3 separate regions of the Mus musculus genome follow, and regions 2 and 3 are each linked to region 1. A link is a loop called in an ENCODE intact Hi-C map of the cell type or tissue named here. Cell type or tissue: left cerebral cortex. All regions are shown on one strand.

Region 1 (8,000 bases):
TCACTCAGTCCTTAGAGGATTTGGATGCGACTGGTTTTGCCCTGGTAGCCGCTAACTGAGGATCTTCACTGCAGTATCTTTGACTTGTGTACTGTGCCCTTTCATTTTACATGTTCTGCTTGAATTAAATGTGTGTATAAACACACACACACACAGATTCATGTATATACCCTTAACTCACATGTAAGCAGAAAAGCTGTGTCCTGAGCAGACCACAAGGTGGGGACATAAGTCAGCAGAAGAGAAAACACCCAACTTCTTGGCCAGGTTTTGACTCATGGGCGCTTTCCTTCCCTGAGAGCAAGGAGAGAACGTGGAAATTAATTGTGCTTTTTCCTAAATGCTAGGAAAGAATTCCTGCTGCCGTTCAGTTCTCTCTTTAGCCTTTCCCCTGTCTGTGGATTGCAGACCTGTCTGTCTCTTTCATGTCTCCCTTCATGGGCTCCAGACTCTCCCCAGCCTGGTCTGCTTGCTGCTGCTGCTGCTTCTTCTTCTTCTTCTTCTTCTTCTTCTTCTTCTTCTTCTTCTTCTTCTTCTTCTCCTTCTCCTTCTCCTTCTCCTTCTCCTTCTCCTTCTCCTTCTCCTTCTCCTTCTCCTTCTCCTTCTCCTTCTCCTTCTCCTTCTCCTTCTCCTTCTCCTTCTCCTTCTCCTTCTCCTTCTCCTTCTCCTCCTCCTCCTCCTCCTCCTCCTCCTCCTCCTCCTCCTCCTCCTCCTCCTCCTCCTCCTCCTCTCTCTCTCCCCCCCCCTTTCTTTTCCTTTCCTTTTAAAAAACTTAGGTATTTTTTTCATCCATTGTTTTTCCCCTTGGGAAAATTGGCACACACCCACTTTTTCTACTCCTCCTTTTCCCACTCATTTTCCTTTCTTCCTTTTCTCCGTGTTCCTCTTTGACCTCTTTCCAAAGTCTCAAGTAGCCCAGGTTGGTCTTAACAACCACAGATAACCATGAATCCCTCACCCACCTGCCTCTTCCTCCCAAGCCCTGGGTTACCCATGCATGTTGCTGGGTTACAAGTGTGTTGCTGGGTTACCCATGTGTGTTGCCAGGCCTGGTTCTTTTACTCTGCTCTTGGCTTTAAAATCAAAGAGATGTTTTCAATGTGTCTTTCTAATAGTTTCCACATAGGTTGCCACTTAACTTTTTAAAATGTGCTTTTTTAGCTGATATGCCAAACTTCAGATTTTGCATGTTAATGGGATACCATGTCATATTTTATAGTTCTTTGTTTCCTGTCATCTTTTCTCTCTTTCCTTCCCTCCCTCCTTGCAGGGAAATGACTTTCCTTTCCTTTTTATTTTGGGGGCAGTTGAGTGGGGCTCTCACTGTACAGCCCAACTGAGCTGGATCCTGTGATCCTCCTGCCTCTACCTCAGCAGTCCTGAGATTAGAGAAGGACTCCCACACTTGGCTCTCTACTTGGATTTAAAATAATGATCCGCCAGGCGTGGTGGCGCACGCCTTTAATCCCAGCACTTGGGAGGCAGAGGCAGGCAGATTTCTGAGTTTGAGGCCAGCCTGGTCTATAAAGTGAGTTCCAGGACAGCCAGGGCTATACAGAGAAACCCTGTCTCGAAAAACCAAAAAAAAAAAAAAAAAAAAGATCCATGCTTATGCTCATGTACGGTGCCAACATATATCGCCTCTCCTTTCCCAGATGCCATGCTCCTAAAGTCACCACTTGTAATGTTGGCATTTTCTTGATCATACTTACTGTTATTTATACTTGTAAGTATGTTGCTATAAATATATCATTCTGAAAACAGACTTATATGTACATGTCTCTATAATTTATTTTTTTATTTAAGTTTGGACATTCCTCCAAGTCAGTAGGTTTAACACATTCTTTGCAACAGTGAGTGCTTTGCAGTTATAAGTCTGCAGTCATTCTTGTAGCCACTGTCCATAATGGTGTTGGATTGTTTTGTTTTGTTTTGTTTTTTTGTTTGTTTTCTCTATTTACATAGCTAAGGCAAATTCCATGTGCACTGTGGCCTCTGTTTCTGTAAGAGAGGGCCTCCAGGATATGTGTGTTGGAAATTTAAAGAACTGCCATGTAAATTTCTTAAAATTTGTAAGGCTGGCCAGCAGTATGTGGGAGGGCTCATTTCCCAACCTGCTAGCCATCAGTGGGTGTCGCAGAACTTGGTAGGTTTTGTTAATCTACGGATGGAAAAATAAAGTCTCTTTTGCATTTTAGTACTTGGTATTATAACAGCACAGTGATGATTTGGGGCATGGAAAATAAAGATCTCTGCAGCTGTATGTATCAATTTTAAATTGCAAAAACCATTTGGGAATTGAAAAGGAGAAAAATTGCAGTCTGTCAACAAGGGGGAGTAAGAAAGAAGAGTTACTGTGCGTGCTATATTTTAGCTCATTGTCTTTTTTTTTTAATACGCTGAGTACTTTCCACGTTTTGCTCTTTTTCTTCTGTATGTGTGTGCACATATGGAGGTCATGGGTTGACACCTGGTGGCTTCTTCAACTCCTGTCCACCTTAGTTTGTGAGACAGGATCTCTCATTGAACCTGGATCTCAGTGGTTCTGTTAGAATGGCTGTCCAGCGATCCCAGGGAGCCTCCTGCCTCACCCCCACCCCGCCCCTGGAGATTATAGGCATGCACTGCAATACCCTATGGTTTTATGGTTTTGTTTTTTTGTTTGCTTTAACATGGGTGCTGGGGATTGAAGTAAGATCCTCGTGTTTGTGTGACAAGTGCTTTACCAACTGAGCCATCTCCTCAGCCTCCCAAGTTCAACTTTTTAATAAATGAAGGTTAAGAAATTAAAATTTAGGTAGATAGCTAGGTAGATTAGATTAGATAGATCAATCCATTGATTGATCTCATTTTACCTCCACAGTCTGCAGAGGCAGCAAAGAAGGATCACCCTCTGGGTTATAGAGGAGGATGGGTTCCTGGGTCAGAGCTGACCCAGTGCTGGAGGAGAACCAGCATCCTTTGCTCTGGCGTTTGTCTCTGGTCTCTCTTGATCTTGGTTCGTACCACTGTTGCCTGTAGCGGGTGTGGTTTGTTTGTTTGTTTGTTTTCCCCCCACTGGCTTCAAGTGCTGTGTCTTGCCGTTTGCTCTTTCTAGCCTGTGGACAGGAATACCCTATAGCAGCAGATGGCCAATGCAGCAATGTGTGAAGGAGCAATGATTGAATATTACAAAACCTGGGTTTGAGTTTTAACTCCCATTTTGTTTCCTGTAAAATAAAGATAACCACAACTCTGCAGCCTGTGAAACTGGAATGTGGTGGGTCCGTGGCAAGGCCCTCTGTGAACCAGAAAGCACCCAGTAATCCGTGCTTGCTCCCACTGATCTTGGCAGAAGAGAAGACAATGCACACCACGTAAAGAGGTCTTTCTGCCTTTAATAGAATGACCAGAGAACACAGTAGTGGATGATGGCATAAAGAATTGTATGGCACGGGCCATAAACGCAGTGTAAGCAATTAAGAGGAAGAGAAGCGGATGTGGGGGGGACAGGCTGAGAAGGTGTTGGAAGGCTTAAGACTCTCGTGGTCCTGCCGGGCGGTGGTGGCGCACGCCTTTAATCCCAGCACTTGGGAGGCAGAGGCAGGTGGATTTCTGAGTTTGAGGCCAGCCTGGTCTACAAAGTGAGTTCCAGGATAGCCAGGGCTATACAGAGAAACCCTGTCTCAAACAAACAAACAAACAAACAAACAAACAACCCCACCACCACCAAAAAGACTCACATGATCCTGAGAGAAGGAGTATTGTTGGCATACCATGCACCTCAGTCTGCTGTGAACTTTTTAATGTATTTTTTAAAGTCAGTGTCTCCCTCTCTACTCCAGGCTGGCTCAGCACTGACTGTGCACTCCACAGACTTGCAGGATCCTGTCTCAGTCCCTGAGTGCTGGGATATAGGCGCATGCCGCCCTGCCCACCTTACTCTGTGCTTTCCTGGAGTCTACTGCCCCGGGAGCAGTACTTTTCATGCCAGTCTGCAGACTGGTGTCCAGCTGGCTGCATAAAAGTTTCCCGATGAAGCCTTACACATTTTTGGGTTCTGTCCCCGAGGCAAAAGGGTACCACTGTTAAAAGTATGGGCCACCATCTCACTAATTTATGTTTTAGGTGTGAGTTGGCAGAGCCAGTGCAATAAAAATTGAATTGTTTAGGTTGAAGTGATGGCTAGGTAGGTGGTCCCTGGCTCTGTGTGTATTGGTTGTATATACATTACCACTGGACACCCTTAATTAGTCTTTTAGTGGCATATTTGCATTTTTATACACCGGTTGCCAAACAGATTTGTACCACTGCTGCTTGCCAGACAGTGATTTTTGTGAAACTCCACATAGCACGCTTGTTTCCAGAGCAGTGCTAGTAGCACTGTTAATGGAGCATTTTAGCATCACTTTATAAAGTAATGGAGTGGAAACAAGCATGCTGAATACGGGGGGGGGGGGGGAAGGGGGGAATGTTGAGGCCGAGTTGGCCGAGTTAGACATGTGACATTTCTAAGTGCAAAATACGAATTGTTTGTTCATCATCTCTTCTGGACCCTCTCTGGGTATGCCATGAAACTGTTGGCTTGTAAAGAACCAAGTGAACAGAGCACAGAGGGCAGTGTCCAGAGGTGTGGCTCCTCATTGTGGGTGAGCACCTTGGTCACTATTGCACACTTTACCGTGTTTACAAGCATACATTGTGTATTAATAAAGTACAGAGTTACAATTGTCATTGGCCAGTTACTGTAGCTGAATTTCCCCCACTGACCAGCAGAGAGCGCTCAGTCACCGAGAGGCTGGTAATGTGATTGGCCCTCCCAGAATGGAAGGTTTGGATTTTGTGCCAGCCACTCCTTGCCTCTCTACTACGTTTAAGGTACCTGTGATGCTCCAATGCTTTAGCTAGAGAGCCCTTTCTGTCGGTGCTGATTCAGATGGCAGAGATAATCCTCCTCAGGGATAATACTCTGCTTCTGAAGCTGCAATATGTCCTCCGAAGCCTTCCAACAACCTGCGTAGCTCTTCTACCGTGAACTGTTTTGTTATGATCAAATGTGGAGCTTATTGCTAATATTTAAAAAGGCAACCAAGCTGGGCCGTGGTGGTACATGCCTTTCATCTCCACAATCCAGAGGCAGAGGCAGAGGCAGAGGCAGAGGCAGGTGAATTTCTGAGTTCGAGGCCAGCCTGGTCTACAGAGTGAGTTCCAGGACAGCCAGGGCTACACAGAGAAACCCTGTCTTGAAAAACCAAAAAAAAAAAAAAAAAAAGGGAGGGTTGCTGGAGAGGTGGCTCAGCGGTTAAGAGCACTGACTGCTTTTCCAGAGGTCCTGAGTTCAATTCCCAGCAACCACATGGTGACTCACAACCCATCTGTAATGAGATCGGATTTCCTCTTCTGATGTGTCCAAAGGCAGCAACAGTGTACTCATATACATTAAATAAATAAATAAATAAGTAAACCCTTTTTAGAAAGAAAGAGAAGGAAAAGAAGAAGAGCAACTGCTGGGATTTTGAAGAAAGAATAGGAAAGATTCCCGGGCTGATGAGGCTGATGATCTGGGAGGCGGCCACTGATGCCCTCATAGCCACAGGTCAGGATGTTACAACAGCAGTTATACTGGGGAGTTCTCAGTAGCTGGTATATTGAAGTTTGAAAAGTCATGAAACAAAACAAAACAAAACAAAACAACAGCCCTTTCTTAAATTGTGTCCGTTCCCCCAAGTCACCCAGCTGAGTTTGGCAAGGAGTTTGTCAGGAGAAAAAAAAAAAGGGGTTGACTTAAAATTGGGCAAACCAGTCAGAGGCATAGCTCAGTGGTGGGATGGGCCCCTAGCATGCACAGGGTTGGGCTTGATTCCCATCACTAAGGGAAAAAGGGAAAAAACTACAACCCCAAAACGAAATGAAACAAGACAAAACAGAACAACTAAAGATACTTGATTGCAGTAGGCTGGGGACACTGATGAAGTGTCCCTTGGTAGGTGATAGAGAAGGAGACATTTTCTGTGGATGAGTTGTTTATTCTGGACTTGAACTCAGCAGGCGTTGCTTATTGAAATTAACAATACAAATATCTTGGGAACCAATGTTGGGTTAGGCACTGTGCTGGGCACTTTTCATCCCTAGTGTATCCACCAGGTACTTAAGTCCTGTTCACTTCTCAGCCACTGGATCAGTGTCTGCTCAATGGAAGCTCTTCAGTTGTATGGATGTGTGTAGGTGGGCAGGCGGGCAGATGGACGGGAGGGTGGATGGACTACAGAGTATGAGACTGTGGCTTATCAGGCTGAAGGAAGTTATCCGCACGTCCGCTGATCCTGACCTCGAGTGAGTGGTGTTATTTGGGGTTTGTTTTTAGAAGCTGTGTTGAACTTTGAATGCTAATGAGAAATTTCCTTTTCCCTAACTTGAGTTTATTCTCCCAGCTCAGGCAGGCTTGGAAATGTTCACCCCGTTTATTCAGTCTGCTCCCTCAGACTGGTAGCCTTAAAGCAGTGTGCTGATCATCTGTTCCTCACAGGTCCCTGTTGTCATTTTCCTTCTCCTGACTTCCTTTGCCACCCACCTCAATTACCGCTCCCCCGCCTTGGCCTGCCTCCCCCCCCAGCCCCTGCCCCAGCCGCTTTTCAATGTAATCCAGTCTGCACGTTGTTGCCAGAGTGTGTCTCTGAAGAATTTATGTCAGAGAGTCCATTTCTGATTGAAATTTGAGTCTCTGTGCATCTTTATGTCCACGGAGCAAAACCGCATAAAACGTTTTGAAAAGAAAAAGGAATTAGCCCTTTCATACCATAAGGGCGTTTTCACATCTGTGGGCAAGGCCAGCTAGAAACCTTTGTTGATGCAACCCAGCTCTCTGACACCCTAGAAATAGCTTCGTTGCTCCTAACTGTAAACCTCCCTGTGGTCTGTGAATGCTCAAACACTGATATTTTTTTTTCCAGACAAAACAAACATTTTTCCATAGTCAGCTGACATCTTTTTGAAATGCTAAGAAAAGCTACTTCTTGGAATTCACTTCTTTTCAACTCCTTGCTCGGTTGATAAGAATGCCCTCCCTGTGAACTCTGACAGGTTCCAACTGACTTTGTTAGCAGAGATGGATTATCTGAGTGCTCCCCCCCCCACCGTGCTACTATAATTTAATAACATACACTAATTTCTTGAGAGGCTGAGTAAAATCATGTTATGTCCTTATAAGTGATCATGAAACATGTTGAGGATTCTAATATGCCATCATGTCTACTAATTATTATATTATTATAGATAAGGTCTATCTTCAAAGAATATGGACAGAAATTACTGATTTATTAAAAAACAAACCCCCGCCCCACACACACACGCACACACACACACACACACGCACACACACACACGCACACGCACACACGCACACACACACACACACGCACACACACACACACACACACACGCACACACGCACACACACACACGCACACACGCACACACACACACGCACACACGCACACACGCACACACACACACGCACACACGCACACACACACGCACACACACGCACACACACGCACACGCACACACGCACACACACACACACACACACACACACACACGCACACACACACACACACACACACACACACCGTCCACCATGTTGTAGGCCAGCACCGCCAGCACCTGGAAAAGAGGAGGCTGAAGGACGGTTTGAGCCCAAGAATTCAAGGCCAGGTTGGCCTCATCGCAAAAGAGAAACCAGGAGTTGCGGTGGCTGAAGCCCTGTGGTGGGATGGGTTTGATCCATGGTGGTTTAACAAGGAAAATCAAGTCTGTTCTACCTCAGAGCACAGTAATTAGCTTGTCCTTTCTTTAACTTAAGAGATCTGACTTGTCACCGCAAGGCAAGGCTGAGCTGGAAGATGTTTTTCTGACAGAATTCCCTTTCAAAGTAATTCTCCCCATCTGCTGCAGAGCATTGGTCTTTGCTGCTAAGTTGTGAGGGCAGGTAGCCCTTGATTAGGACTTTTGTTTTAATTTCT
Region 2 (8,000 bases), 200 kb after region 1:
GCTGAAAAACTATTCTAGGAGCCTAGGTCGTGCCCAAGGAAGAAAGGAAGGCACTCCCTAGACGAAAGAACTGGAGGCTGAAAGCCAGAATCCAGTAACAACCAGTAACGCAACAGGGGCTCCCTTCTACGAGGGAACAGATAAATAGTGTAAGCTTTAGAGACGGAGGACAGGCTGTCACGGCTCCTTCCTTCACTTTGGTGGTGACTAAAAATGTCAAAGTGGCCTGAGGGTGTGGCTCGGCTGGTACAATGGTCGCTGAGTATGTACAAGACCCTGGATTAGTTGGCCATGGTGGCTTACACCTTTAATCCCAATACTCAGGAGGCGGAGGCAGGCAGAGCTCTGTGAGCCTACAGAGTGAGTCCAGGGCTCTGTTGCACAGGGAAATCTGTCTTGAAAAACAAAAACAAAAACAAAACAAAACAAAACAAACAAAGGACCCTGGATTACACTCTCCAGCACCACACAAACCAGATGTGGTGACACACGTCTGGAATGCCAACACTTGGGAAGTTGGAGGCATAAAGATCAGAAGTTCAAAGTTATCCTTGGCTACAAAGTGAGTTCAAGATCAGCCTGGGACACACGAGATCCTGTCTCAAAAAATAAAATAAATAATCCAAACTTCGTTGCACAAAAAATAGACCGCAGGCAGCAATGACCTGTTAACATTAGGCATTTTGCTCTGTCAGTGTTTCAGAGTTGTAAACCCTGTAACCAAGCTGAGCGCCATCTATAGCATCCATGCTTGTCACTTAGGAGGCACTGGAACGCTAGAGCGGGGAGCTTGGTGTGCACATGAGAGCCAGATGCGCAGGCCTGACCCTGGCCCTCCCAGGATTCTGTCTTGCAATCCAGGAGTATTGGCACAGCTCTCAAGGTGGCAATGGCTGCTTATAGGCTCCGTGGAGTCCCATCTGCTGTGCCCACCGGCCTGCAAAGCCTGGCCTGTGTTCACTGCCCTCTCCTCTCTCCACATACTTCTAGAGTGTGACGCTTTCTTCTGGTGCGGCTCATTAAAAGAGGCGTGTTCTGCTTCTCTTTTGCAGGGATGATCATGGTGATTTTATTGCTGCTCGTGGCTATTGTGGTCGTTGCAGTGTGGCCAACCAACTGATAGCAATAAAGGGACCACCCGCTGTGACACCTGCCAACTACGAATGAAAGCCCAGCATCCTTTTGGTACATAACACCTGCTCTCAATAAATTTTCCACCGCTCTGGGCTCTTGGTGTACCTTGTTTGGGTAGAGAACAGAGCTGAGCAGCTCTGGAGACCTTCCTAGAGCACTGGCCCAGTTGTGTCCCCTGTCTTCTGTCAGTGATTTTGTTGGTAGTCAGAAGTCCCTCAGATGGCCATTGTCCCACAGCTGCCAATGGATTCCAGTCACCCTCTGTGTGCTGGGCATCCTGAGGGCTGTCATATTAATAGGCAGTGTGTGACCTTGGTGGCTGCTTGTACTGCGGAAAACCACGTGCCCTTGTGCAAATGAGTGGCTGATCATGTGTCTGGGTGTCCAGATAGCAGGATCTACGTAAGGCAAGAGCCACACAGAAGACATAGCCAACAGCCTCTCTGTCAGCCACCATGTGTAATTTCCCACAAAGCTTAGATGCCCAACAGTGCTGGCTATTTCTGCTCTAAGAGTTTCTGGACCATCTTCGTATCTGGACGTGAACCTTTTCAATTTTGCTTTGTTAATAAACGCGTCCTTCAAGATTGATGACACCTTTCTAAAACAAAATCCAGACGTGGAGGCACATGCCTTTAACCCCAGCACTTAGGAGTCAGAGGCAGTGGAGTTCAAAAAAAAAAAAACAACAACAACAAAAGACATATTTGACACCTTTCTAAGTAGCCCACAGCCTTAGATCTTGAGGGAGGGAGCAGTCAGAGGAAAGCCTGGTTATAAAGCAGGAAGTGCTGCCTCCGTCCAGCCTCTCCACTGGCTCTGAAGCCATGTGTGTGCCAAGTGAGGGCATGCACATAAGTATTTCAGAGACAGGACTCAGAGCGAAACTGACTGCAAAAGATACCGGGTCTACAGATGGGTGCTGGGGCAGCGAGCCCTCTCTCCTCTCTCTACAGAAAGCAGGATGGGCAGTTAGCCTCGCTTTCTCATAGCAGAAAGAAGAGTTAAAGCTAATGCCAGAAGTCTTGCCGTAGCATTGGCTTCAGTGAGGAGGAGACAGGCCTGTGGTAGGTCCTGTGACTTTCCTTAAGAGAACATAATCCAAAGCCTGCGCTGGACAGAATCAGGCACCAGGAAGAAAGCCCCAGTGTCACCTAGACTGGTGCCCTTTCCTGGGACCCTGAGACCGAGGATTCCAAGTGTTTTGTTTGACTCTGACTCATACCAGAATGCAGACAGGCAGGACAGCAATGGGGTCTCTGTGGCACAGCAAAGGGTTTCTGGGAGCTCTCAGGCCAGCAGTGAAGTGTCCATCTCGAGAGCACATCACCTCAGCTCGAGTTCTGGCTGAACTACTTACCCTGGCCTCCCACGGGACAAGACGAAGTAACAGAAGACAAGAGAGTAAGAAACACGCTGCCGACGGGGGTTGCCATACCACTTATCAGCTCTGTGACCACAGACAGACAGGTTCCCTTTCTGTGCCAGTGGCCTCATGTACAAAAAGGTGACAATCCCCCGCTGCCCCACCTTGCCCCACCTCAGGGCTGCTGGGAGGACTGGGTGAGGTACTGAAGCACAGCAAGCCACTTGGCTCAGGTGGAAGGGGACTCTTCCTATAACACTAGTCTAAGCCGAGGTGTCCAGCAGGCTCAGGACCCTGTCTCCCACTCTTCTAAGTACACGAACTGTAGGAGCAAGCCAGGCAGGGGCAAAGTTTGCTGCTAACTTGGCCAATGATGCCCAAGTTCCTGAGGATCCCAAGGCCCTAGGAGCTGACTTAGCCAGATTGTCAGGGTCATAGTATACCAGGAGGTGGCAACTGGCAGAGGGTGTGAAGCAGGCTGTGAGGGGCGGACTGGAGGTGAAGAAGAGTGTGGGCTTGTGTCAGGGGCGTGTGATTGGGAAGACAGGAGCCTTGCTGGACTGCTGGCCAGGGCTTTAAGACACAGTGTACCCTGAGACACATTTGTCAGGGCAGGGTGGTTGCTAATGGATCATCCAATGTAAGACCAAGAATCTGTAGAGCTCCATCATCCAGTCTTGTGGGAAACCCCAAATCTGTACAAACAGTGTCTCCTGGGAGCCCCCCACTTTGGGGCTCAGAAGCAGCAGCATTGAGAGTCTGTTTAACTTTCTCACCTCCTCTTGACTTGCTCAGCACGAAGCCCCGGCAACTCGTGGGACACTTTGAACCAGAGCCACGAAGGCCTGGCTCAGTTGCACTGAAAGCCCTTTTCAGGAAGACACTGGCCCATGTCTGCACACAGTGGCTTCTGTTCTTCTGGCCGAATGGGCTCTAGGCCCAGTCAGGGCATTGTGTGACCCCGGACAAGTTCCTTCCCTTCTGTATACCATGGGCAGGGGAGCGCAGGAGGAAAGCTGCCTGAGAGGTTCATGGTGTGAGGACCGTGGGCACTGCAGGCAGGGAGACTCATCCCCAGGCAGTCTTCCTCAAAGATGGCTTTCCCCGCACCATCCAAAGCAGCCAGGCATGCCCAGCTGAGTGGGGTGTACCAGAGAGCCTGCTGCTTCAAAGCCCAGGGGACAGCTCCTGTAGAGTGGGGTTTGCCAGCGGTGTTTGCAAGGCCTAGTTTCCCAGTTACTATGTCAGGTCTGTAGACCAGTGACCTGCTGTGAGCGTTCTGGAACCAGTGACCTGCTGTGAGCATTCTGGAACCAGTGACCTGCTGTGAGCATTCTGGAACCAGTGACCTGCTGTGAGCATTCTGGAACCAGTGACCTGCTGTGAGCATTCTGGAACCAGTGACCTGCTGTGAGCATTCTGGAACCAGTGACCTGCTGTGAGCATTCTGGAACCAGTGACCTGCTGTGAGCATTCTGGAACCAGTGACCTGCTGTGAGCATTCTGGAACCAGTGACCTGCTGTGAGCATTCTGGAACCAGTGACCTGCTGTGAGCATTCTGGAACCAGTGACCTGCTGTGAGCATTCTGGAACCAGTGACCTGCTGTGAGCATTCTGGAACCAGTGACCTGCTGTGAGCATTCTGGAACCAGTGACCTGCTGTGAGCGTTCTGGAACCAGTGACCTGCTGTGAGCATTCTGGAACCAGTGACCTGCTGTGAGCGTTCTGGAACCAGTGACCTGCTGTGAGCATTCTGGAACCAGTGACCTGCTGTGAGCTTTCTGGAACCAGTGACCTGCTGTGAGCGTTCTAGAAGTACACCACTCACAGAACACAGAGTGGCCAGGCAGCCAGAGCACCCCTGTCTTCAGGGACTTTGTCAATGAAAGTAAACCTTATTAAAACAGCAGCATATGAATTGTTTAACTTAACTGATTATTAATTATATGCATCTTAAATCTGGATACCATATAAAGAAATCCAGATACCTGGATACAACTGGTACTTTTGTTCCATTTAAGCATTATGATTGTTAATAATTGTACTAAACCTTAGCTGTCAGCCCCAAGACAGCCTCCTCGGCGGCCGCTGTCCAATGCCTGGGGCGAGACAGCTTTCACAGATCTGAATGGAAACTGCTGCACCTTTTTGATCTGCTGCCTGCTGCCAGCCAGCCTGCCGGGCTTGTGCACCAGATCCATGAGTCTGGATGCTTGGGGCTTTCCTACCACAGGGCTGCCTTAGAATTCCCAACTGACCCTCAGTTTCAAGAGCTATTCACCCTGACTAGTCAGAACTGCCAGCAGCCAGCCAAACAGCACTGTTCCCTCAGGTAATGACATTAGACATCCAGAATAATGTATGGATCCTGCTAAAGTTAAGTGGATATCCTCTCATCTCTTATAAGACCAGACTATCCATCCTCTTACTATACCATAGGTTTCACAAGCTTCCTCCCAACTGTGTGCCAACAACTAAAGGCCCCGGTCTCCTTCCAGAATGCCTTGTTGTCGTACTGTGTTTCCAGGTTGGTAAAGCAATGAGTTAAGCCATCCACTTTCAGTATTTCTTACTGGCTGCTATTCTTTTACTCCTGCTTTTCTTGGGGAGGTTATTATATGTCTTTATTTAGCCTGAGACCATAGGGTGTGTCTACTCTGGGTGGGCATCCCCACTCAAGGCACTGTCCCTGAGAGATGCAGAGATGGGATGAGTGTGCCTCATCAATGCATGAGCCCTCCTTGGTAGGCCTCTGGCCTTTCACCGAACCAGCCCCCCAGGTACTGACAAGGTCTACTCAGCTTCCTTGGGACTTCCTCCCATCTTCTTCCAGCTTTCCTCACCACCTTGGGCCAGTGCTTAGCAGAGGCCCTGCTCATACTGATTTCTTAGCACTGGACAGATGTCAGTGCCTTGTCTCCTCAGCCAGGTGAAAGGCCCTTAAGAGGCAAGTGAGCTGTTCAGTCCATTCTCACAACTCTGATCAACAGTGTGTTTCCTGCCAGCGCAGAGCCCAGCTGTGAGGGGTCAGAACACACTCAGACACAGACAGCTTTGTGGAGAGAAAAAAAAAGCCGTATCATGAAAAGTCCTTGAGAACTGAACTCTTGGCTTAAAATGACCAAAGATGAGAGTCAAACTGCCAAATGGCCACAGAGCTCTTAGCCCCAGCTGACCCTGGGAGACTGACACTGCACACAAGGCTTGCTCTTTCCTCAGTCTGACCAGCCAACCAGGAACTGCTTTCTATCCTAAACTACCCACCACCTTGCGTCCAGCAAGGACCCATTTCTGAGATGGTTTGGGACACCAGAGTTCATGTGTGTTCCTGCCTGCCCTAGCTTAGAACCCTGCTCCTCTGTGGAGGTTGGTCCAACAGTGTTGTCCTCGAACTGCCTGTCTGTTCTACAAGGGAAGACTTTTCATGCCCTGACAGCAAGGACACCTCAAAATCCACATTGCTCAGGGGCTGGACCAGGCCAGCAGGTGAGTCTTGTCTTCAAAAGCACTGGGTGCAGGAAAGAGTCCAGTCCATGGGCCATGGCAACACATCCGCCCAGGGGGCTGGCTTGTTGTTCAGTGAAGAAATCACAACCATTTGGAAGTTTAAACATAGCCTTTCCAAAACCACTGAGCTCAGCTCCTGGTGGCTGCATGGTGCTGGCACAGACCCAGTCCCTGTGCCTCAGCAATGGGCTGGGGGCAGGGCAGGGGTGGGCTGGGGGCAGGGCAGTGGCAGGGAATTTTTTTTTTTTTTTTTTGCATGACCTCTTAAGTTTTATCAACCTCTGTCATCTCTACTTCATCTTGAATAGAAGAGGAGGAAATTATACAAGTCCAAAAGGGCTTGCAAGCTCTGAATCTAGTGGTGACGGTAGGGCGCAGTGGGAGGGACCCCCTTTCTCTTCTACCCCTGCCTGGGAACTCCAGGACCAGGAAGGATCTGCCGCAGCGGTGACTTGGAATTGCTGTGTGGCCTGGCCCATCTGAGAGCCTGTTCAGACAGCAGTCGGAGCCAGCAAGCCTATAGGACTTTCCAAACAGGGCTGCACTTTTCCTGCCTTTTTTGGGTAGTTAGGGCTCTTTGTTTAAAACACACAAGATTCTGTCTTGCTAGGGTGTCCTAGGGCAAGACGCCATATTCCTTAAGTTGCTGTTAGTCTCCGCCCTTCTACCTCCCCACATGCCACCACCAAGAAAGGCTGGGACACAGAACAGTATACAAGAGTTTATTTAATGATATCTGGATTTAGTTCTATCATGTAGGGCCCACGTTACAAGTTCCGTCTGGGTCCATTACAACTCTAACAACAAAAAAACTTTAAAAAAAAAAAGAAAGAAAAAGAAAGAAAATCCACAACTTTCTCCATGTCATTAAATATATTCATATATAATAACCATAATATATTAGTATGCATTGGAAAGGAACACTGGCCCAAACAATATGTCATGGTCACAACTAAACATTTACAATTCTGTGTGAGCAGAATCGGTGACACAGGAGGGAGGCCGGGGGGGTGTACCCAGATCAGGGAAAGGGGAAGGAAGTCCGCTGACACAAGAGGTGAGGCTGGCTTAGTTTTTGGCAGGGGCAAGGCCCCACAAAGACAATTTTGATACCCCTGGGGTATGGCATGGCTCTGGTCCACAGGAATATCTGTCTGTGAACCACGGCCCATTAGTGAGCCTATCTTGCCCACTCTCTAGGTTTCCTGGATGGAGTCCTTCAAGTGTTGAGACCCTAAAGGAACCATTCCCCAGGTCAGTCCTGAAGGGTCTCCTCATTTCAGTCTTGTTCCAGCTCAGGGGCAATTCTAAGACAGCCTGTACCCACTGCCTGTATGTAACCACTGAGGCAGAGTTCTAGAAAGTCCCTAAGGCCCTCGGAGAGGCCACCCCAGCCTCCCTAGGCTTTGCCCTTGGCATCTGACCCTCCCTCCCATCTGAAGGAGCCGGATGGTCCTGCCTCCTGCCCTGCTTTCTGGGACAGAAGCTCTGGCCAGAAACCACAGCTCACAGCTGTACCTAGGAGCATGTCATCACCTTCACCACATACCTTTGTGCCACTGTGTGTCAGCAAAGGAGGCATTCTGGTGACAGGGGACCAGACTACCCAAATGGTAAGCAAAGGGACAGCTGGGAAATCTTGACTGGTAAGTGACTAACCTGGTATGGTTTTCTTCAAAGACCTACATATCACAACTCTGTTAATACACTCTCAAACTCAAAAACCTACTTCCATTTTGCACCCCTTCCTAACTGTACAAAGAGGATGTCTTCTTCCCCCTTTCCATCTCCTCCCTAGGGTGGGTAGGAGACAGCTGCCTCCCTAAGGCTGGCTCTCAGGCAGAGGAGAGGTGGGCTGGATTCTGGTCCACAGAGGTGGTGGCTGTGACAAACCCTGCTCCCTCAGCAATGACCTTATCCACAACTTGGCTCATTTTGGCTATTTAATGTAGCCCCCATTGAGCAGGCCACAGAGGGCAGGGCAGGAGGCC
Region 3 (8,000 bases), 180 kb after region 1:
AAATCATTTCCTCTCCCGAGGAAGTACACTGCAGTAAAATAGCCTTTCCCGGTACTATAGCTGGTAGCTCCTAGCTGCAGAGAAAACTCTCAAGTACTATCTGGCTGTGGTCTCCACCAGACTTTTCTGAAGAGATTGTGATAAATTTGTGTTTAGGTAACAAAATAATTCTCTTTTTGGGTTTTTTTGGTTTTTTGGTTTTGTTTTGTTTTGTTTGGTTTGGTTTGGTTTGGTTTGGTTTTGTTTTTTGTTTATTTTCGAGACAGTTTCTCTGTGTAGCCCTGGCTGTCCTGGAACTCACTTTGTAGACAAGGCTGACCTTGAACTCAGAAATCCACCTGCCTCTGTCTCCCAAGTGCTGGGATTAAAGGCGTGCGCCACCACCGCCCGGCTACAAAATAATTCTTAAGGAAAAAAAAAAAAAGGACTATGCTCCATAGATACCCAAAGCATCAGAAACAGTCATTCTTTTTTTTTTTTTTAAGAATTATCTATTTATTATATATATATGAGTACACTGTTGCTGTCTTCAGGCACACCAGAAGAGGGCATCTGATCAAACTACAGGTGGTTGTGAGCCACCATGTGGTTGCTGGGAATTGAACTCAGGACCTCTGGAAGAGCAGTCAGTGCTCTTAACTGCTGAGCCGTCTCCCCAGTCTAGAAACAGTCATTCTTAAACTCACTTTTTTTTTTAAAGATTTATTTATTGATTGTATGTAAGTACACACTGTAGCTGTCTTCAGACACACCAGAAGAGGGCGTCAGATCTCGTTACGGATGGTTGTGAGCCACCATGTGGTTGCTGGGATTTGAACTCCGGACCTTTGGAAGAACAGTCGGGTGTTCTTACCCACTAAGCCATCTCACCAGCCCCTTAAACTCACTTTTATCCTAAGCCTAGGAAAACAATGTTTGCATCCACTGCGGAGCTACACAGTCCAGGTTGTCACCGGGAACATTTGTCCTGAGTTTCTGTTTTAATCTAGTGACATGAGAACTCTGACAAGTCTACTTTAAATAAAGAAGATGGTAGAATACTCATAGACAGAAAAGACTCGGTTGAGAAAAGTGATTTCTTTCTGTACATCAGGGCAGAGTGCTGAGATGGACCCCAGGTCCAGTGCATTCTGGATGTGTGAATTCTGCCCCTTGTCCAAGAAAAAGCAGTTTCTAATTATCTCATAACATGTGATATTTCTTGATGTCACAAGGTTTGGACACTTCTGTGAATGGTACTGAGAGCTTTGTATGGTGGATTCCTTTGGCCTCTAGTAAGCTGGGATCACCTTTGCCCTGGGTCTATAGCTGTGAGTAGTCCATTTTTTCTTCTTGAGGACACCTGTTGGGCTTCCTGGAATCTGTCATCCCAAAGCCCACTGTCTAGCTTCTGCCTCAGCTGCGTAACTCCCTTTATCTTACTACATCGTGCTCCGCCTGTACTGGTAGAGTCTTGAGTGTCTGGAGGATAGATACACAAAGTTCTTCAGTTGGGTAAAGGAAGAGAAGAACCAAGATTTATCTCCATAATCCTATTCTCACGTGTGTTCAGGTTGCAAGGTGATATGATAGTTACAAGTGACGAATGCAACGGGGCCTGGGGCCATGTTAGCTCTCTGCCTCTTGACAAAACTCACTGAGAAAATTGATTTGGATGCAAAAAGGATTTGCTGTGGTTCCTGCAAGGGTTTCAATCTATCATTGGTTGGTTCCCTATTTGGGGGCTCATGGTGAGACAGAAGATCGTTGTGGGGAGCCTATGGTAGATCAGAACTGCTTGCCTTGTGACAGAGAGGAGAGGGGTCCTGGTATCCTGTTCAAGGGCACTTCCTCTGGTGACGTAATCCACCAGGTCCACGTCCTAAAGGTTCCACCCCTTCTCAGCAGTGCCCTGGGCTGGCACCAGGGTTCAACACTCAAGCCTCTTGGGGATATCTAAGACCCAGTCCATGCCGCCAACGTCCCATGAGTGGAGAGGATGTACTTTTCTGTTGAAAACTTCATATGATGCTCTGAAGCCTGAAGTTTGAAAGACTGGGTAGTGAAGGAATGCATCCCAAGATGTCAAAGGAAGAAGAGTCACAGTAAGAAGATATCAGACCACTAAGAAAATGGTAGCTGTATCAAAAATATGTCTAAGAATCCCAGGGCGGAGAACAAGAACAGCGTCTGCCTCAGTGAGCAGGAGGTCTCAGTAGGGCGTTCCCAGGAGTCATCTGCCAGCTGTCACTGCCAGACCCATACCTGAGGCCTTTCAACACCTTTGTGATGACTCAGGACTGAGCAGGCTCTGCATTAGGGTGCTCACAGTAGCTGTAGATCTACACACAACCCCAACTGAGACATGAACACTTCCCCCAGTTACTCACTGTCTAACATCTAGTTCTCTGTAACGCTAGTGGAGGAAGAGCAAATTGTGTGCTGTCAGAGCCTGCTTGCAGCAATTCTGAGAGGCCCAGGACCTGGCTTCTGTCATCTCCAGCCCTTGCTTCTTTTTCTCATGGCCTGTGTTGATGAGCGAGACCTCCAGCCACTCACTCTTAAGCCATTCTCGCCCCGCTCAGCCTCCACATCCTACCTAATGCTGGTTCTTGTTGATCCCTCATCCCTTGCGCCTGTGGGGTTTGTGCACTGCCTTCCTCCCTGCTCCTTACCTTCACCCGACTCTTGCTCTCCACTGGATTGCTCCTGTCCTGCCCTAACTTGTCTCCTGGATCACTTTGCTCTGTCCCATCTTTTTTTGCATTAAAACCTGTGGAATGGGGGCTTTGGGAAGTACAGATTTGCTTCTGTCTGCTCTTTACCTCTACTGTCACTCTTCCTAAGACCTCTCAGAGGCTCTCCATTGCTCATGTTCATCTTGACGACACTCAGGCTTCTGGTTTATCTAGCTCCGTGTAGAGACGTATACCTCTGAATCTCACACCTGTGGTGCTGTCGCTATGTTGTACCTTACTCTGCTCCACCAGAGTCTTTTAGAAGTTCCACACACTTAACTTCCCCAAGCCACAGTTTTTCTAAAGGTTTATGTAGCTTACACTTCTGAAGGCTGAACAGTGCACCACTAAGGAACTGCACAGACTGAGAGCCTTCTTGCTAGTAGGGATGCAATAGAGACCTAGGCAGTACAGGGCATTGCATGAAAACAGAAATATGTCTAAGAGAGAATGCCAAACTGGCTTCTATGACCTATCCAATCTCCAGATAACCTACTAATGCATTCTTTGCTTTGTTTTGTTTTTAATTTTTTTTGTTTTGTTTTGTTTTTTGAGACAGGGTTTCTCTGTATAGTCCTGGCTGTCCTGGAACTCACTCTGTAGACCAGGCTGGCCTCAAACTCAGAAATCCGCTTGCTTCTGCCTCCCAAGTGCTGGGACTAAAGGCATGTGCCACCACTGCCCAGCTAACACATTCTTAAAGGCAGAGCCCACAAGTCCTAATCCCCTCTTAAAGGTCCCACTTGACCCCACCATGATCATCTTCTTAGTTCCTTATCTGTAGTGTGTACATTTTCATAAACTCCTTGTAGCTAATCAAACTTGGCTTCAAATCTCAAACCCAACTCTAAAGAGAAAATGCATTTGAACTTCAGGCAGCATAGTGGTGACCCTGGTGATAGTGCCAGCATTGCCAGGCTGTGGTGTGCTAAAAGATGAAGAGCTTGGTGCTTGATGTACAGCAGTACCTGCTGCTGCTGCTGCCGCCGCCACCACCACCGCTGGCATGGCCACCGCTGCCACTGCTGGTATCCTTCCCAGGGGGACAAAGCCATAGGCTTCTTTCAGTCCCCTTTGCCAACCTTGGTAAAGCTTGGTGTCCTCACAAAACCCCCTCCCCTCCTCACTTTCTCCACAGTTCCGGCCTGCTCACTCCTGCTGCTCCTCTCACACCCCTACTACTCTTTGCTGCCTCCTCCTCTGTTCTTTGTCACCTCTCCTCTGAGTTCCACTGGACTGTGTATCTGATATCCATATCTGCAGCATACCAGATCCATCACAGCACGTCCCTAGTAAGTAGCATGCCGTTGACCCAGTTACTAAAACAGAGCTCACATCTCTCTTTTCCAGCCTGGTCCCCTGCCTTATTTATCCAAAAGGAAGCCCTGTATTCAATTCTCACATATGCATCTCTCCTGCTGCCAGTCCACTGCCACACATCAGCTTGCCTGGATTCTGTGGTCAGACTCTCGAGCAGTCCTTTGAAGTGCTTAGCTCAGGCAGGTCTTACAGACTTGAATGGTTCCTCCTGTCCAGTTTCCATACAGATAACCACGTAAATGGTACTGCCATTCCTGCCTACTCTCCAGTGGCTTCCCAGTTACTTAGAGCCAAATGGAGCTTCTGATCATGGCCTCCAGGTACTGCAGGAATTAGTCTTGACTTTCCAGATTTGCCTTGACGTCTCTCTTTGTCACAGCCTGTTCCAGCCACAAGGCTCTTTCAGTTCTGTGAATCTCTGGATATTTAACTGCTCCCTCCTGCTGGGATGGTCTCTGGTCTGACAGCCTCACTGCCTTAGTTCTTTTCAGGAATCCTTGTTTCCTATTACCTTTTACCCAATTGCTTCTCTGTGTGATTATTTGAATGTCTGTCTCCCTGGCTACCTTGCAAATTCTTTGGGGACAGGTGTCTGTCTTGTGCCTGCCTGGGACAGAGTGGCTTAGTAGGGGATGGAGCCTGGTAGGCATCTCTTTACTTTGCCTTGTCCCCACCCACAGTCCTCACCAACTTTGTCATGCATTGCCAGCTCCTTCTATTCTCAGCCTGTCTCCACAGAGCCTCAGATCTTTATGTGAGAAATTGTGGGAGGTCCCCCAGCAGTTCAGAGCCCTTAACTAGAAGAGAGGGTGCTCTGCAGTTGGCTGAAGTCATGGAGACGCTCATCCTAATTCCTGCTTAGCGCAGGGCATGTGCCGGGGATAGGTGGGGAAGGTGACCCTGGCTGCAAGGAAGTTTATTCTCCAGTGACCTAAAAGTTCTCATTTCAAGTGTTGGGAAGATTCCCATCCCCTGCTCATGGCCAAAAATCTTGCCCCAAGAAATTTATTCTTTAGTCACAATTTATGCTATAAGATATAGGTCTATAATTAAAGGTGTTATTTGATAATCTTTGGTGGTAGGGCCTCAGAGAATCACATTTCCACACACACCCATACAAATGATAGGTTTCTCAGAGAGGTCATGTTCACTGTGAGGAGGCATATGGGGTCGGCCTGCCAGACGCTGTATTTCCCATGAGCACTCGATGCTCAGCCTCATGCTAGGCTACAGGTGGGCAAGCTTCACTGTGTATGCCCAAGTCACCATGGCTTGATGTATAAGCCAAGAGTCCTACATCCTACACCTTGGCTGGCCCTTCTGCCAGCATTTGGATCAGAACAGCTCCGTTGGGAGGTCTATGGGTACTATGGGTATGCCATGACACACAAATGGCAAAGCTTTTCTCAGTATGAAAGTGTTCACTGAGCAGACTCCTAGTGATTGTATACATGCTACGTATACATACTTACACACTGCCGTCCCGTTGTTTGGAAAAAGTCACAGCTTGATGGTGTCTTACTGTCCGAGCAGAGAGATGGCAGATGTAAATTCTAAGAGGGAAAAGTAGATTGCCATTGTCGGGAAGAGGGCACTAATGGTGGGGTCATAGGGTGGCAATGGCGTCCCTCCAACAGCTGGACGAGTTCTCTGAGTAGAGGTGATGAGAAGTGAGAACGGAAGAGCCCCATGGCTGAGGGGAAAGTGTCCTCACAGACCGAGGGAAAGTGGGAAGCCCAGGGAAGGGGTCCATGAGGCCTGGGGAAAGGGCTCAGCCTTGCAGGCTGAAGGCCGGAAGATGTGGCATTCTCAGAACAACAGAAATGGCATTTCCACGCAGACAGGCTTCAATTTTAAGGCTGAGTAATGAAGACGTGGGTGCTTTCTGAGTCCTGCTAGACGTTGCAGAGAAGCTGCTGTGGTCCTGACAGCCTTGTTTAAACAGATGTGTGTATCACATTAGCTGCTTTAAACATTCATTGGTAGAGTGATGGGGGAAAGCAAAGCCAGTACCAAATCGTATCTAAAGGTTGCTTGACTCTAGCCAGCAAGCAGGTGGAGGTTCGTGGCCAAGGACTAGTCACCGTCATTTCCCCAAACCAGCCTTAGACCGTTTGTTAAGTGTGTGGGCTGTAACCGGATGACTCTAATCTTACATTCGGCACATCCAAAGAAATGGAAGAGAAGCAGCATCCCATATCCAGGAAACTGACAAGAGGACCCCCGTGGAGTGGTCCCAGAATGCAGACTATACACCCCTGCAGCTGCCAAGCTGAGGTCTAGCCATGTAAACACAGGCCCGCTCCACGAGGCTTGGATTTCCTATGTCCATGTCCCACCCAAGCAGGACCAGATTCCTCGGCAGTGAGCCCTCTGTCTGTGTGTGGCCTGGCACAGTCCTCCCTGGCAGTGGGAGAAGAGTCCCCTCTCCAGGGTGGGGGCTGGAGCAGACCTGGGGACCAGGTTGTCCTAAACTTGCTGCTTGCCTCCTCATTGTCTCCCTCAACCTTACTGAACGTCGAAGGGACATTAATGAGCAGTGACAGCAGCTCCAGGAGAGGAGGGGGTCCTTGGTCCCCCTCTCTTTGGAGAAGATGACCTTTGGGACTCAGCAAGGAGAATTGGGTTCAGTTGCTTTCCTTTGAGGCGTTCAGAGTGCTTCCCACGTATCTCATTTACCCTCACGACACCCCTGAGAGGTGAGCTCGTTTGAGGCCTCTACAAAGTTATGATTATGCCTGTGGATTCTAATTCCCGACTCCATGTCATCCTAAACCCCAGGCTCCTCCCCATCTCACTTTCCTGAACATAACGAAACCCTTGGGGTAATGAACATCTCAGGTTCAAGCCCCACCAAGGGCGATCCCCTCCTTTCTCCCCCCCCTTTTTTTTTTGGTTGTTATTATTGTTAAGTTTGATTTATTGCTCAGTTTTCTAGCCAGGCTCAATGGATGTCCAGAATATTATAAATAATGTGGATTGAAAAGATCGTGCTGAAATGTTTATTACATTCTTAGAAAGAGAACTCGGAATGGCCCGCAGAGCGTGGCAGTAGGAAGGAGGGGAGAGAGGAGAGGAAAGGCCAAGGTTGCTCCTAGGATATCTCAGTGTGCCCATAAAGAGTGCCCAGAGGGGACAGAACTTACATTGCAATCTTGCTATCAAGAATGCAGACCTGTTCGGGGGCGCAGGCAATAGGCGTGAAGAATGCAGGGACCATGAGGAAGTAATCACTGGGCACTCCCTCTCCCGTTTCCTCAACCACAGTGCTCCAGAATGCCTCAGCTCACTGGGAGGGGGGCTTGGGGGGCTGCCTGAGCCTTCCAACTGCCCCTCATGGGAGGCTAGCTGTGGGCGTCCTCTGGAGTGGCAGGCAATGGTGAGAAGGGCCCTCCTCCCCTGACTAGTAGACAGTTAGAATCTTCCATGTGTTCTCTCAGGGCTTGAAAATGCAAATGTTATCAAGAAGAGGAATCTGATATGAGAAATGACTGTCACCCTGGCCCAGCCATCATGTTGGGAACTACAGGCATCCTGTTCTCTTCTGCTTGGTAGATCCTATTCTGTCCTTCCTCGTTTAGGCCCTCCCTCTGTGAAGACGGAGAGTAGGAACTCCAAGCAGGCTCCCTGATGCCGGATGGAAAGTCTGGCAATCCGGTGGACATGTTTCCTGGAATCTCTTTGTTGTGAACAGGAACAGTCCTTTGGCCCTGCCAGCTGCTGCTCTCGGCCCGCAGACCTCCTCAGGAGGAAATGAGGCTGAGGGGATGTTGCCTGGGGGTTGGTTTGTGACAGTCTGTGTGTCGGACACATTCTGGGATAGCCTGTTTTTCATGAGGCTTTATCATCAGCCAATAGAGACTGGTCTTGCCTCGCCCCTGGCACAGTGACCTGCCTCCTAGTTAGGGCTCCTGGCGAGGCCTCCTGGCTGGTTCCTGTCTGGTGCCCTGAGGAAGGAGAGTG

What was found. Hi-C counts contacts between places; a loop is a spot of excess contacts. Peaks named below come from ENCODE experiments on the same cell type or tissue, not always from the same donor. Only the 100,000 strongest peaks of a DNase experiment are listed, where the experiment ranks them.
Region 2: it touches region 1 in a loop (2.2-fold over the local background); 15 of 42 quality-filtered maps call a loop at or near these places.
Region 3: it touches region 1 in a loop (2.3-fold over the local background); 9 of 42 quality-filtered maps call a loop at or near these places.

What each region holds. Positions count from the first base shown.
Region 1 is chr11:67,999,605-68,007,604 of GRCm38, forward strand. All of the region lies in intron 4 of Stx8 (syntaxin 8), which reads left to right. Among named protein-coding and RNA genes, the nearest start is that of Stx8, 37 kb to the left of the region's middle. In left cerebral cortex, CTCF peaks have their summits at 201 (motif pointing right) and 4,748 (motif pointing right); DNase peaks (open chromatin) are centred at 2,108 and 4,772; H3K27ac peaks cover 51 bases.
Region 2 is chr11:68,202,654-68,210,653 of GRCm38, forward strand. Stx8 (syntaxin 8) reads left to right here. Exons shown (of 8, transcript NM_018768.3): 8 at 1,053-4,495. The coding sequence ends at 1,120. Ntn1 (netrin 1) reads right to left here. Exons shown (of 7, transcript NM_008744.2): 7 at 6,711-8,000. Among named protein-coding and RNA genes, the nearest start is that of Mir6406, 14 kb to the right of the region's middle. In left cerebral cortex, no CTCF peak of the experiment used is centred here; a DNase peak (open chromatin) is centred at 3,371.
Region 3 is chr11:68,181,080-68,189,079 of GRCm38, forward strand. The region is part of intron 7 of Stx8 (syntaxin 8); the gene reads left to right. Among named protein-coding and RNA genes, the nearest start is that of Mir6406, 36 kb to the right of the region's middle. In left cerebral cortex, no CTCF peak of the experiment used is centred here; DNase peaks (open chromatin) are centred at 4,085, 4,755 and 5,994; H3K27ac peaks cover 508 bases.